Linked DNA regions of Homo sapiens: regions 1, 2, 4 and 5 are each linked to region 3. A link is a contact called in ENCODE Hi-C or POLR2A ChIA-PET data. All regions are on one chromosome and are shown on one strand. Each heading gives the region's core, a stretch centred on a gene start or an enhancer-like site at or near the end of the contact. The rest is flanking DNA. Distances are from core to core; before and after follow the strand shown.

The links. Hi-C counts contacts between places; a loop is a spot of excess contacts on that map. ChIA-PET counts read pairs that join two places held with the same protein, here RNA polymerase II (POLR2A). Pooled maps may share reads with other maps.
Region 1: a loop to region 3 is called in a map of naive thymus-derived CD4-positive, alpha-beta T cell, with 22 times the contacts of the local background. The contact joins the promoter of TCF4 here to the promoter of MEX3C in region 3. A Hi-C loop is called at or near these places in 1 of 168 maps with a recorded cell type or tissue (naive thymus-derived CD4-positive, alpha-beta T cell) and 9 of 50 pooled maps. POLR2A ChIA-PET finds 5 or more read pairs at or near these places in 1 of 52 experiments (CD4-positive, alpha-beta T cell).
Region 2: a map with no recorded cell type shows a loop between it and region 3 (6-fold over the local background). The contact joins the enhancer-like site here to the promoter of MEX3C in region 3. A Hi-C loop is called at or near these places in 4 of 37 single-sample maps with no recorded cell type and 7 of 50 pooled maps.
Region 4: a loop to region 3 is called in a map of CD8-positive, alpha-beta T cell, with 11 times the contacts of the local background. The contact joins the promoter of HDHD2 here to the promoter of MEX3C in region 3. A Hi-C loop is called at or near these places in 2 of 168 maps with a recorded cell type or tissue (both CD8-positive, alpha-beta T cell), 1 of 37 single-sample maps with no recorded cell type and 9 of 50 pooled maps.
Region 5: a loop to region 3 is called in a map with no recorded cell type, with 7 times the contacts of the local background. The contact joins the enhancer-like site here to the promoter of MEX3C in region 3. A Hi-C loop is called at or near these places in 2 of 168 maps with a recorded cell type or tissue (GM12878 and endothelial cell of umbilical vein), 2 of 37 single-sample maps with no recorded cell type and 5 of 50 pooled maps.

Annotation. Positions count from the first base shown.
Region 1 is chr18:55,586,819-55,589,518 of GRCh38, forward strand. It overlaps TCF4 (transcription factor 4), which reads right to left and starts at 1,374. Exons shown (of 20, transcript NM_001083962.2): 1 at 1,220-1,374; 2 at 227-318. The coding sequence starts at 298.
Region 2 is chr18:55,326,974-55,329,673 of GRCh38, forward strand. All of the region lies in intron 8 of TCF4 (transcription factor 4), which reads right to left. Among named protein-coding and RNA genes, the nearest start is that of TCF4-AS1, 120 kb to the right of the region's middle. Within about 2 kb of position 1,370, at least 3 of the 41 ENCODE cell types and tissues checked have a DNase peak (open chromatin) inside an H3K27ac peak, as active enhancers do.
Region 3 is chr18:51,196,344-51,199,043 of GRCh38, forward strand. It overlaps MEX3C (mex-3 RNA binding family member C), which reads right to left and starts at 1,338. Exons shown (of 2, transcript NM_016626.5): 1 at 224-1,338. The coding sequence starts at 977. RefSeq lists silencers at 302-351, 372-421, 682-761, 902-1,011, 1,032-1,561 and an enhancer at 1,762-1,851.
Region 4 is chr18:47,149,066-47,151,765 of GRCh38, forward strand. HDHD2 (haloacid dehalogenase like hydrolase domain containing 2) reads right to left here and starts at 1,435. Exons shown (of 7, transcript NM_032124.5): 1 at 1,313-1,435. RefSeq lists an enhancer at 844-903.
Region 5 is chr18:55,250,347-55,253,046 of GRCh38, forward strand. The region is part of intron 15 of TCF4 (transcription factor 4); the gene reads right to left. Among named protein-coding and RNA genes, the nearest start is that of LINC01929, 130 kb to the left of the region's middle. Within about 2 kb of position 1,398, at least 6 of the 41 ENCODE cell types and tissues checked have a DNase peak (open chromatin) inside an H3K27ac peak, as active enhancers do; they include endothelial cell of umbilical vein, where a contact is called at or near this core.

The DNA.
Region 1 (2,700 bases), core at 124-2,623, 4.4 Mb after region 3:
TTGAAGGCCAGTAATAAAACTCAAAAAAAAAAAAAAGCCTGAATCTTCCATCACACCACAAAATTATAGTTAAAAACTTGTCAAAAAGACCTTCATATTTACCAAGGATTCAGCCAATTAAAAATTATTACTGTCCTTTAGATTCCTACTGGTTTCTAGCTGAAGTGTTTGGGTTTTTGTTTTGTTTTTTTCACAGCTGTTGTTAGTTTCCACCGTTCTTTCTTACCGCACTGAAATCCAGTAAATCACTCAGCTCTTTGTCCGTCCCTAAGGCAGCCATTCGCTGTTGGTGATGCATTTTAGCAAAATCACACAAACCTAGAAACATGGAAATAACCGCAATCAGAAAATCCAGTCCCAATCCTTGGAGAAAACACAATCGGATTTTTGGAGACTGGGGGGTTGGGGGTGGGGACGTGGGGGCGGGTGGGATTAAGGTGGAAAGGAGGAAGGGATGGGAGACTTGTTGTTGGGTTGGGTTTGGTTTTGTTTTTTTAAGATGGAATAGGCAGCAATAGCAAAAAAAAAAAAAAAAAAAAAAAAAAAAAAAAAAAAAGCGATATTGTATTTCCAAAGAGACGATCAAACTGGTAACATCCACTATAAAACCAAATCAGGGAAAGAAAAAAAAAAAGCCGCTCTTCAGCGCATCATTTTATGCAACAGGAGGTAGAGCGAGAAATGAATGGATCACAGAGAAAAGAGAAACTACTGAGAACGATCCGATCTCAACTTTCCCCCCACCCTGCACCCCACCCCCCTCGCACACTCACACTCGCACACGCACACACACTCGCACACACCACTCCCCTCCGCTTTTCAAAGTAGCTATCAAGAAATTAAAGATGAGCGTCTCTGGAGTGAAAACACGTCCAAAGGGGGAGGGGTGGGGTGACAGGGTTGGGGGGAGCGGAGTGGAGGGTCGGGTCCTCTAATTGTCCAGCACCCTAATTTGTGAAAGAAAGGGGTTATAAAAATTAAAGTCAGGCCCCTGGCAAAGTCCTCGGTCCCTCCGAGGGGGCATCAAGGGGAGGGGCGGGGGGGCTGGCGGCGAGGGGGAGGGAAGCGGCGGGAGGGGAAGGGGTGTCTCTTCTGGGAGCGCCGGGCGCCGGGAGCCCGCGGCGCGGGAGGCGCGGAGCCGCGTGCGGGGCCGCCGAGCCCGAACCCCGCGCCGCCGGGCGCCTCCGCCCCGCCGAGCCCCGCAGGCGCCGGTACCTACCGCCCGCGCGCGAGAAGGGGCTCTCCGTGCACCGCCGGCGCCGAGGCGGCGTTCATGTCTAACCGCCGCCGCCACCGCCGCCGCCTGCTCCTGCGCCCGCTCCCGCGCCTGCTGCCTCCCCGCCGCCGCCGCCGCCGCCGCCACTACAGATCCGCAGACACACAGCCAAGATCCCTGACTCTTAACACCAACTCTCTTCTCCGGGGAGGGGAGGGGACGGAGGGAAGGGGGGAGGGGGAAACACGCCGAGGCGCACGGAATTGCAAGTTCAGCAAAGAAATGGGTGGGGGGGCTCCGGCGGGGAGACGCGACTTGCTCCGGGTCGGGCAGGCTAGGATGCATCCCCCTCGCACCCACCCCGAGGGGAAAAAAAAAAAATCTCAACACCTCCCCCGCCTCGCCAAAAAATACAAACGAAAATTCATCGAGCACCTCATTTTTCCTCAGATCGTCAGTTACAATCTGAAGCCTGAACAGTTCAGTTTTTGCCCGTTGCATCCCTCGGAGGCACTTTGAAATTTATTCGAGTTTACATCCCCTCACTTCTTTCTTTCTCTTACTCTCGTTCCCTCTCACTCACACATCCACACACGGCAAAGCAAGTTTATACTAGGCTGCAAATACACGTGATGCAAAAAGACTTTGCCAAGAGGAACAATATTTTTCTTTTTCGTCTATAAATCAAGCCACATTTTCCTGGGGAGATTTTCGTTTCGGTAGTTTTGCGTTGGGGGCGAAATCTGAATTGCATACTTTCTTTCCCCTCCCTTTTAAGTCACAGAATAGTATAACTGCAAACTTCGAAAAAAAAAAAGGGCAATTTTTGGGGGTGGATGTTGTTTTGTTTTTGCACTTGAGTTCCTAGGCACGCTAAGTCCCTGTTCGCCAGCACTGTAAGTTTTTAATTCAACATTTACCATTATAGGCCCTGCATGCTCTTAAAACATACTTTTTCACATCACTTTTTAGGATAAAATTTAAGCTTCATAATTCTATCGTTTCGTAATAACAAGCGTGCTTTATCCGGTATATGCAACATAAGCTATTTTAACGTGTGTTTGAAAAAAAAAACACACATTCTACAAATCCTGGTATTGCTAGATGTGCGAGTACATACACAAAATGCATGCACACACTTTTTCCCATTGGCAATTATTTAATAGGTTGTCCCTTTTGTTTTAATAAAACATCGGGATCGACATTTTAAAAATTAAATTCAATTACAAACAGTTTACTCTGACGGCAAATTGAAACGTTACCTTAAATGGCCACAAATATTCTCACAATATTCCAAGGAAAGAGACTTTAAAAAGAGAGACAAAAATCTTCTGCAAGTACTTAGTATCTCACATGTGTATCCCCAAAAAGTATTTTAACTGGTACTCAGTCCTGCTCCAGGGATATCCACAGATTACAAGATTATGCACCTGGCTCTGGTTTTTGCATTTTCCACCATAAAACTGCAACAAAATTCCCTCCCC
Region 2 (2,700 bases), core at 120-2,619, 4.1 Mb after region 3:
ACTAACAGGAGGACGCAGACAGACAGACACACACACACAGAATTTATTCTGATGACAATAACTTGAGACAGCCTTGCAATTTAATAATGAACACCAACAAACCTCTTACGTGTATATTCCCATATTTCTTTGTATTGAAATCTTAAGACTATGAAATAACTGTTTTCTTATTAAGCAATTAAGATTTTTACTTTTTCAATTGGGATCCTAATTATTTTAAATTTTTTTTCAATATACACACGTATCTGGAGAAAATATTTATCTCAGATAAACACACTTATCGGATAAGTAGAAAATATACTTATCTGAAGTAAATCCATATTACACCAAGAAGTCAGATAAAGCACAAATCATCTCAATCTTTTTAGTGGCATGAACTTATTTTCTTGGCATCATTTAGATATTCTCAGGTAAAATACTTTTAACTATTTACATGGTTCAAATATGGACACATTTAGTTTGGAAGATGCTTTTATCACAGAAAAGTATCAAAATATCAGCGTAAACTGTGAAATCTAATTTTATTTGTGTCTTTTTTAGTGACTTCCTATGTTATCTTGAATTGGTTATTTTTATATGGCCTGGGTTCATATGTAGACATTCAAATGGTTTATCACATGATCAAATATTTATTTTCTGAGTGACTGGTCAGATAGCTTGTATTCATATTGATTATAAAGTAATTCACATTGATTACTAAGGTAAGCAATGGGTTGTTTTTTAACTAGATTTTTGATCCATAAGTAAATATTTGACTTCTACCTTTCTGTGGCACTATTTCCCTTTAGAAGAAAGAAGAGACTTCTCATTTTGCTTTATGTGGCATTATAAAAACTCACACAGACATATATGGTTTGGAGAGACAGCAGCATGCAAAATAGATGCAAAAACCAGATTCTCAAATTTCAGTATACAGTGAAATCTGATCAGATTCATTTCCCCACTTTTCCACATATTTTCATGTCTGAGGTAAAGAATTCAATGAGTATGCCATTATCTACATGAACATAACATCTTCTAGGAAATTCAACAAACCAGAGATACAAAATGGCATCACCCTGCAAACAAGGTAAAATGTAGCTAATAGCATTATGTGATATGGCAAAGTGTAATACCAAGTAGCAAGACCAGAATATATAGATTTTTAGGTTTAATTACACTGGAACCTACACATTTGACTCAAAGTGAAATTCACTTCTTCCTTCCTCAATTTTTTGCAAAGTAACTGCAAAAGTCATAAATTTACTACTAAATCTCTCAAATATTAAATGAAATTAGGCAAACATAGTGCAATTGACACATCTGAAGACTAGATGTGATTTTTATTTAAGGAGAAAAGACTTCATTATGCCTCTTATTTTTCCCCAGGCCGTCAATCTTTTTCCCTTGGGATAAGTGGAATGTTCTTAAAAAAAAAAAAATAACAAACCCTTATCCTAACCCAGTGTAATCCATAGCCAGTCTCCAAGTTTGATACAAAAACAAACCATTTCTATTTTGGTACAATGAGGAAGCATCACACTGGACAATGTAAAAACAGAGATGGAGGAAGTTGACTCAGATTGCTGCACTTCCTAGATGAAGCTGGTTAGCGAGCTTACCACAATCACCTGAGTCAAATGAAATTCGAGGACAATTGTTTTTTTCCCTCAAAATGGTACACGTGTAAATGAATTCCCAAAAAGTTAGAGGGGAAATCCTGGTTATGTTTATTTGTCTGGATGAAGGATGATAGTTGAGAAACTTTTAACAAAAAATGGATGGATGAAGCTGACTGGAATCTCAGCACAGGATGTTCTCAATTTTAAAAAATTTGTGAATAAATATCAGGCTTCCCAATGCATTGCTCGATAATCAGAGGGGAAATGTGATTATTACAATGAAAATGGTTTTCATTCTAAATGAACTAATTATCTAGGGTTTATTAACCCTCTTTGGGGGTGAAGATTCTAGCAATTTCCTGAGGTTTCTAACTGTTGATTACCTTTGTTCTTTCACATCATGGAGCAATAGGACAACTTGCTAGGCAGAGAACAAACAATTGTCAAATACTTTAAATGGCCACCTCTGACAAACGGAATGAAAAGAGTAGGTATAAAGGAAAAACAAAACATAAATTTTAAAATGCAAGTGAATGACCATACAGTGAGAGCATCCAACGTACATCCATCACTGAAGTGCCTTTTCAAGTTCGTGTTTAGCAGATCTAAGTTCCCTCAAGGCCAATCGATAGCCTAAAGCTTAAGCAGGTCATTGGTCCATTCCTAATCTAAATATGGTGTTCTTTAACTCAAAATAAACTTGAATTTTAACGACTGAGTTTTCAAAATAAGCACTCTCTTCATTCTGTTAATCAAAAGCACTTATATACCCACCCCACACATAAACACAGACACGACCAGGAAGGAACAGGTGAGACAAGTTTTGCATCATCTTCTATTAAAAGACAACAACTTAGAGTAAATCCCACGAGTAATCTAAAAGACTTTTTTTAAAGAGATAATGTGCAATTTTAAAAAATTCTGGGTTTTCATTAAATAACAGTGAAAGAAATTCATAAACTTTTATTGAGCATAAACAGTACTAAAATAAGAATGATTTGGGAAAAAAATTGATATTGATAAATTTTGGCTTTTAACATTAACCCAGCTGAATCAGGTATGGGTGATGAGTGAGAAAAAGTACTGTGGCAGTATTGGT
Region 3 (2,700 bases), core at 88-2,587:
AGAAACTTCACACTTTTTACCAGGCAAGACGGGCGGAAAAGCGTGGGTTTTCGCAAGGTGACCCATCTTCACATCTGGTCGACCCTCGGCTCCTCCCAGACCCCTTCGCGGTGGACTTGGGGGCCTCGCCGGGTTCGCCTTTTCCGTCCCACGCTCCTTTCTCTCGTCTCCCCACCCACGCCCGGGGCCATGCCCAGCTGGACCTCCCCACCCCTGCACTCACCCTGGCGGCCGACGATCTCGGCGACGTGCTCGGAGCTGGGCACCGGGACGCACTCGGTGGTGTTGACGCTCTTTCTCCGGAGCAGGGCCGCCTGCTCCCCGTTCAGGGCGGCCGCCGCCGCCCCACAACCGCCGGGGCCGTAGGCGTGGGACAGCATCGCCGCCATCATGCCCTGGGCATCGTCCCCTCCGTACAGCACCCCCGCCGCCGCCGCCGCGGCCGCCGCCTCCCGGGCATCGAACCTGGCGGCTGGCAGCAGCACAGACCCCAGGGACCCGCCCGGGATCTGCTGGGTCTGAGAGGCGGTGGCCGCGGGCGGCGACAGCAGCAGCAGCGACGACCGGTCCTCCTCCTCTGCTTCCTCCAGCTCCTCCTCCTCCAGCAGGTCTCCGTCCAGCTCCGCTTCCTCCCCCTCCTCCTCGTCCTCTTCCAGCTCCAGCTCGGCCGCCTCCGGGGCCCCGGGCCGGCCGGGCGGAGCCCGCTCCTCTGGAGACAGCTCCGCCGCCCGCCGGGCCTGGCCCTGCGCCGCCGCTGCCGGGGCCCGAAGCGCCGGGGCGCCGGGCTCCGCCGGGCTGGGGTCGTCGAGGCCTAGCGCGGCCAAGCGCTCCCTCAGCAGGAGCCCGTCCCCCTCGAGCTCCGGGCCGCCCGAGGGCGGCGGCAGAGGCGGCGGTGGCGGCGGCGGCGGCGGGGGCGGCTGCGGCAGGGGGGCCGGGGCCGCCGCCAGGGCCAGGGCCGCGGAGCTGCCGCTGGGCATCGCGGCGGCGCGCTGTCAATGGCGGCGGCGGCGGCCGGGTCAGGCGCGGCAGGCGGCGAGCCCCATGGCGGACAGGGCCAGGGCCCTGCTCAGCTCGCAAACACCTTTCCTCTGGGGAGGCGGCGGGGCTGGGGACCCGGGCCGAGGAGCGCCAGGGCCGCCCGGAGACCGGAGAGGGCGGGGTGGAGGGGCAGGGGAAGGAGGCAGAGGTAGGTAACTAGGTGGGTGGGTGGGGACGGCGGCGGGGCGGGCTGGTGGAGGTGGCAGCGGCTCCCCTCTCAGTGTTTCTTTTGTTTCATGGCCTTAACCAGCCCCCGGCGCGCGCGGCGGCGGCGGCTACGCCCCACGCCGCTCTCCGAATGAAGCCGGCGCGCTCTGATTGGGTGCTTTTAATCTCTGGGAGCCCGCCTTCTCCTCCCGCAGCCTTCCAACTCCTTTCCCCAGCCCCACCCCCCACCCTCCTTCGGGCCCCGCCCCTCCCCTCCCCAGAGCTCTCTGATTGGGTGACCGGGACCAGCCAGTTCCCGAAGCCTACTCCTTCCGTCCTCTCCCCGCCCACCTCCCTCTCATTCCTCCCGGCACGCGCGGAGAGGGACTGTGATTGTTCACTTTACACGTCACTCTTTGTGACGTCCCCGGCGGGGGCGGGAAAAAGGAGGCGGACGAAGGCGCTGCAGCAGAGGCTGAAACTAAGGGCCAAGCGGGGTTTTGGCGCAGGCGCGTGCGGTCGAAGCGCACACCTGGATTTGTTTCCCCCCAACCCTTCATCCCTGTAGCCCATGTGGCTGAGTTCTTTTAGGGAAGGCACTGTGTGAGCGGCCTGGAGCAGAGCTGCAGGCATAGGTTCGAGAGCATTGTTTCCTTGGGTTGAGGAAGAGATCGCCCCCTTCAGAGGAAGGGCCTTAAGAAGAGTCACGGAAGGAGGGGCCACGCAGTATCCTCCTATCCCCTCGCGGGGGCGGTTTCCTGAGCCGCGTGGCTCCCGGGCCTTCCCTCTCGGACTCGGGAATGCTCCTCCCACGCCCCGCTGGCCCGGCTTCTCTGCCGGCAGGATGGTTACATCAGCAGCCTGGAGGTGCTGAAGTTTAGCTCTTCGGGGTTTTTTGTTTTTTTTTTTTAAACGGAGTCCAGCTCTGTCGCCCAGGCTGGAGTGCAGTGGTGCGATCTTGGCTCACTGCAACCTCCGCCTCCCGGGCTCAAGAGCTTCCCCTTGCAGTGGCTCACGCCTGTAATGCCAGCACTTTGAGAGGCTCAGGCGGGCGGATCACGAGGTCAGGTCAGGAGTTCGAGACCAGCCTGATCAACATGGTGAAACCCCGTCTCTACTAAAAATACAGAAATTAGCCGGGCATGGTGGCGCACGCCTGTAATCCCAACTACTCGGGAGGCGGAGGCAGGAGAATCGCTTGAACCCGGGAGGTGGAGGTTGCAGTGAGCCAAGATCATGCCACTGCACTCCAGCCTGGGCGACAGAGCGAAACTGCGTCTCAAAAAAAAAAAAAAAAAAAAAAGAGTTTCTCCTGTCTCAGCCTCCCGAGTAGCTGGGATTACAGGCACGTGCCACCACGCCCAGCTAACTTTTGTATTTTTAGTAGAGACGGGGTTTCACCATGTTGGCCAGGCTGGTCTCGAACTCCTGACCTCAAGTGATACGCCCGCCTCGCCCTCCCAAAGTGCTGGCATTACAGGCGTGAGCCACCTCGCCCAGCTCTTTGGTGCTTTT
Region 4 (2,700 bases), core at 185-2,684, 4.0 Mb before region 3:
TTGTGTCCCGCTCAGAGAAAGGTTGGGTTATGTATGTGGAGGGCTGGGAGAGAGAAGCAAGGAGGGAACATTATGGATATATCAAGGGCTACAAAAATCACAGGATACACATGATGCAAAGTTCTAAAGCATTAGTATAACTTGAGGATTTGAGAAAACACATCTAAATATATATTATGGCATATTATTCAAAACTTGCATACTTACAACAAGAGATTTTAATACAAATTTTCCCTTGGGAAATTGGGGCGCTACAAAACATGCCTCCTAAAACCCCTGGGAAGTACAAATTTTCTTTCCTTCCCTATATGGTTCCAGACTTTTCTGGAACCACTGTAGGCATTCAATAAATGACGGTATTATTCAGCCACTCCCCAGTTAAAACTCTTCCAGTGACTCCCCGCTGACCTCTGGATAAAGTCTGAACAATGAACACTGGTGGACAGAGTCCTGGTTTACCCTCTCCAACACATTTGTCTCTACTAGCACCCAAGTTCCATGGTACTGCAGGCGGCCAAGAGCTCTACACTTTGCCTCCCTCGTTGCGGGACTTTTGTCTGCAACTACTCGGGCCCCTCTACACCCTCATCTCCTGGCCAATCCCTTTAGCCCTCAGTCTCTGATAACCATCACTTCCTCTGGCGTGCCTCCTCTGGGTCCAACTCCTTTTCTCCCAGAGTTAGGCTAGGAGCCACCTGTGGTCCTACTACATTTACCACTGTCCTGGTTACCAGCCCGCGCCTCTCCTACTAAACTGTTAAGCTCTGTGCATAAGGGACTGTGTTGCCTTTCCCACTGGGTTATTTAGGCGTTCAATAAAGATCGTGAATTAACTCATGAATCCCGGTGTCCACAGCTGGAAGGCCCCAACAACAAACTCTTTCAGCACCAACTCAACTTCCATCCCCCCATCTCTTGGCTGGGAAGGGGCCTCAAGACTGGTCACTGCACTCGGTTCTAAACCAAGTACCAGGGCCTTAAAAACGCCAAACTGACCAGGAGGGACGCTAGCTCCAAAATACAGCCCAAGAGCACGCTTCGAGGAATGACTGACACACTAGCTTCACGATCCGCCCCGCAGAGACCCACAGCGCGCCTCGCGCCCAGCTATGCGCACGCGCGGGGCCACTGCAAAGAGGGCGGTTCCGACGCGGAAAACAGGGAATGCGCACAGAGCAAGAGCGCACGGCCCGGCTCGAGAGGAGGGGCGGCCTGGGGGCGCCACTAGTAGTTCCCGAACCCTGTCACAAAATCTGCAGCCTCCCGGCCCCAATTGCGCTTCTTCCTCTTCAGTCCTACAGCGGCTTCTCACCCACACTCCGTACGCCGTCCTCAGGAAAGGCCCCCGCTAATGGCAAAGCCAGCCACCCGCACTGGCCGCGGGTCCTCAGCCGGGATAGACAGCCCCGCTGCTGCCCGACGGACGCCGGAAGTTGGGCCCTGGCCGCGCCGGAAGCCCCGGATTTCCCGGCTCCGCCCCACCCCTTCGCCCGGGATTTCCGCCGAGGCGGTGCAGCTACCGCGCCGTGTTGTCCTCTGTCTGCACCGCCGCTGACGGAAAGCTAGGCCCTTCTGGAGACCCGCTTTCCCAAGGGCGCGGCCTCCTGGGCCGGGATGCACGAGGAAAAATAATCCCCTGCCTTTCTTCGGTAGCTGTTTTCCAGTCCACAGCACCACTGCTGAACCGAGCGTTACTGAGTAGCGTTCTTTGCCTTCACCCCTCCCTTCCTCTACCACTTGTCCACTCTCGAGGTTTAACTAAGAAGTCATACTTTACTAGACAACCCAATCTCAGAAGTCGTCATTTCCCCCTTAGCTACTTGAATAGTACCTGGCACCTCTTGCTTCCTCCATTAACTACTCCCTCGGGCAGCGACGTCCCTCCTTTCCCTCTTCTCTCCCGATTAGAGCCACTACGGGCCGTGCCTTCCTCTTCCACGGGAGCTCTATCTTGGTACACCCAGAACCACCTCCCTCCCTAACCCGCTGCCACACTCGTGGGGGTCTCTACCTGTCTCCTCTTGATCCAGGTAAGTTATGTGGACCTGAATAATAGAGTACAGAAAAGTCACTCTTATGCACTCACTATGAAAATGACTGAACAACTTTCTGGAGCCGTGTTGACATAATAGGATACTCACTCGGGTTACACCTTATACAAGGGTTATACCCCTTGATAAAACCACTGCTCTGTCCTTGACTAGGGACCCATATATGCCACCCGTATGCCACAATCTAACACCCCCACTACCCAAGGCTGCAGTCAGCCCTGTTAGGAGCTGTGACCCATTCTGTCCCTTGGACTAGGAGCCATCTGCTTTTCCTCCCCACTGGATCTGAAGTTTTTTTGTCTTACTCATATATGCTAAGTTTAAGTTTTCTGTGTGAGGGTCTAATTGGTTGAAGGAAAAAGGATTTGGTCCTAGTTTCCCCTTATGAGCCAGCTGTCTTTGACCAGATTAAGACATCACCAAAGGATTTTAAGTGGGTAATATAAGAAGTGTATTTTTCTAAATGCTTCCTCTGCCTGCAGTATGAATAGATAGGAGAGATGCCAGAATGGGTGAGACCAGATAAGAGACCCACTGCAGGGCCACAAGAGAGATACTTGAACTAGAATGTGTGGAAACAAAGCAAAGAGGATAAATTCATAGGAGGCAAAACAGAAACTGGTGACAGATTAGATTGGGGTTAGGGAGA
Region 5 (2,700 bases), core at 148-2,647, 4.1 Mb after region 3:
CTGGGAACCCAGCCATGGAATACCTGGAAACTTCTTTTGCCAACCAACACTTATCAAGTTTTGAAAATCACAAGCTCCTAGCATTTAAAATAAGTTCTGAAAAGGTGTTCTCATAGATAATCTCTGGAGAGTATGCCTGGTAGTAAAAAAGAGCATTGAATTTGGAGTTGATGTGCTTGAGTTTAAATCCCGCTGCAGGACTTGAGACTAACTGCTCAAACTTCTAAGGCTCACTTTACCGACACCTGAAATGACCACTATTATCATCCTCACTGGGCTGTTGTGAAGACTGCCTAAGACAACACATGCAGAGCGCCTAGCAGAGGGGCTGCCAACTCACACTCACAGAATGTTAAGTTTCCTCGTTTCTTTTCTCCCGTTTCTATGGATGATCTATTTACAGGGGTCGGGGGGAGAGAGACAAAATATAATATGTGAGACTCGAGGAATTTACAACAGTTGGTAAGGCAGAGTCATATCTATAAAAGATGCACAGCTATGCGGAGCTGGTTAAGATAAATATCTAGAAATGGTATGATTCATAGGGCTGTAAGAATAGAGAAAAAAATGGCTAGCATGAGTGGGGTAGCAAGGGAAGGCTTCCTGGAAGAAGAATGATTTGAGTCAGTGCTTTGAGAATGGGTGGGTATTAGGTGTACAGAGATAAGCAGATAGGGCTGGACAAGACAAAGAGATACAAAAGTTCCGAAGGAGAACATACAGGGTGAATTCTGGTAATATGCCCAGCCTTGTCTTGCTGGAAGACTTGTTGCAGATTGGAAGAGCTCAACATAAGGCTTTCGGTAAATGGTAATAGGCTTCAAATGCTGAGCTAAGGAATTGGTCTTTATCTTGTAGAAAATGGAAAGGCAGGGAAGGTTTTTGAGCAGGAAATAAGCATAGCTCAATAATATCATCCAGAGAGCTTGCAAGTATACAAACATTCGCTCTTGTGTTATGAGCCATGCCGCTGTGAAAAAAAAAAATCCCTTTCATTATACTAATACTTAGTAAATCACTGAAGACCTACTTCAGAACTCCAAGGAAAACATTTTATGAATCAAAAGCTAAGGACAATATGTTAGCAATTAAATGAGATAACATAACAGCCGAGGCAGAACCACAGTTTTCCCCACCACAACTTCAAGCTGCTGCAGAAAGAAATGCTTATATCACCTTCCAAGTTATCAAGCCATTTTGTTTTGATTTTTGGAAGGCAGGGAGAAAGGAAATGAGAAGCGTACGGAGGTCGAGAGGATTCAGAGCTGTCTACTCTTTAATCAGAAGGAATTACTGAGGAGAGTTAGAAAGGCGATGTGCTCAATACAAAACCGGGACTGGGATGAGTATCAAGTTACTGCAACTCGCTTCCGCCCAGAACAACAAACGAAGGTGTGTAGTTGGGAATGAGACTCTCACCAGTGCTCTCTGCTGAAGTTTCCGGTGCATACCTCCCACGGCTACTTTATTTACTGCAGCTGGCCAAAGTTTTATAGCCTGTTTCATGTATTAAAATTCAAATGTGGAAAACATTACCAGTATCCTCCTTGAATTTTTTTGTTGTTGTGGGGAAGGGGGATGAGGTTTTTTTTTTTTTTTTTTTGCCTTCCCCTTAAACTTCCTTTTTATTGTGGAATGTATCAAATGGTCAAAGGCTAACTTCAGACTGATTAAATTCAAAAACTATTTCCTTTGTTCTTATGTTTTTGTTTTAAAATTCATACCAGTTTGCACGGGAAAGATAGGCCAAACCAATCCTTTTCACACACATTAGTGTTTCAGGCTGAGGAGCTCAGATTCTGGGGACACGTTGAATGGTTTTCAGGAAGAAAGGAGAGAGACTGCAAAACCCCATTTGGTTCAAAGGGCAGCAGGGTGATGACATGCCATATCTTTGGAGTTACGCTATGATCTGCTTGGCTCTGTGGCTGTCCTTGATTGAATATTAAATGTCTTCAGAGGAGAAAACAGGAACTTATCCTTATCAGCAAAACTGGCGGCTTTATTGCTTTTGTGTGTGTGTGTGTGTGTGTGTATATCAAGATCAAATTAAAGGGGTTTCTATGTAATATTGGCTAATTATTTCCTTTTTTCTACCGTTCTATTCAGTCGTCTCACTTTCGGTTCTACTGAGGTCAGTCCAACTTCCCATCTCCAAAAATAATTCTAGTCTTTTCCTCCCATCCCACCTCTGAATCTGACTCAAAAAGGAGTCAATTCAAAGGTCAAATAGTCCCCAAAAGTATTTATGTATAGTTTAATATTTAAAAGAACCACTTAACCTACATATGGTATTTAAGAAAAACTTTACATATTTATGGAAAAAATAGTCTCTGAAGCAATGCCCTGGGTGCATGTTACATCCGTTTAACATATGCAAAATGAACACAGCTACAGAAATTAAACTATTTTTCTGTTGATTGAGAGCAGATATACAGAAATGGTTATAAGTCACAGATCTGGCTTTTAATAAAGCCAGATTTCTTAATTAAAAGCAGTATGTTTAAACATTGTAGTTAGAAAAAAAAGAGCTGTACAAACGAAAATCTCATATTATATGCATCCCAAGTGTATTTAACACATTACCTGAGGCCAAGCTAAATTAAAATCTAGACTTTTCTTTTGTAAACTCTAAGCAACTGCCATGAACATATAAACAATTTTTATTCAATGATGAATTTTTAGGGCAGAGGTCAAGGG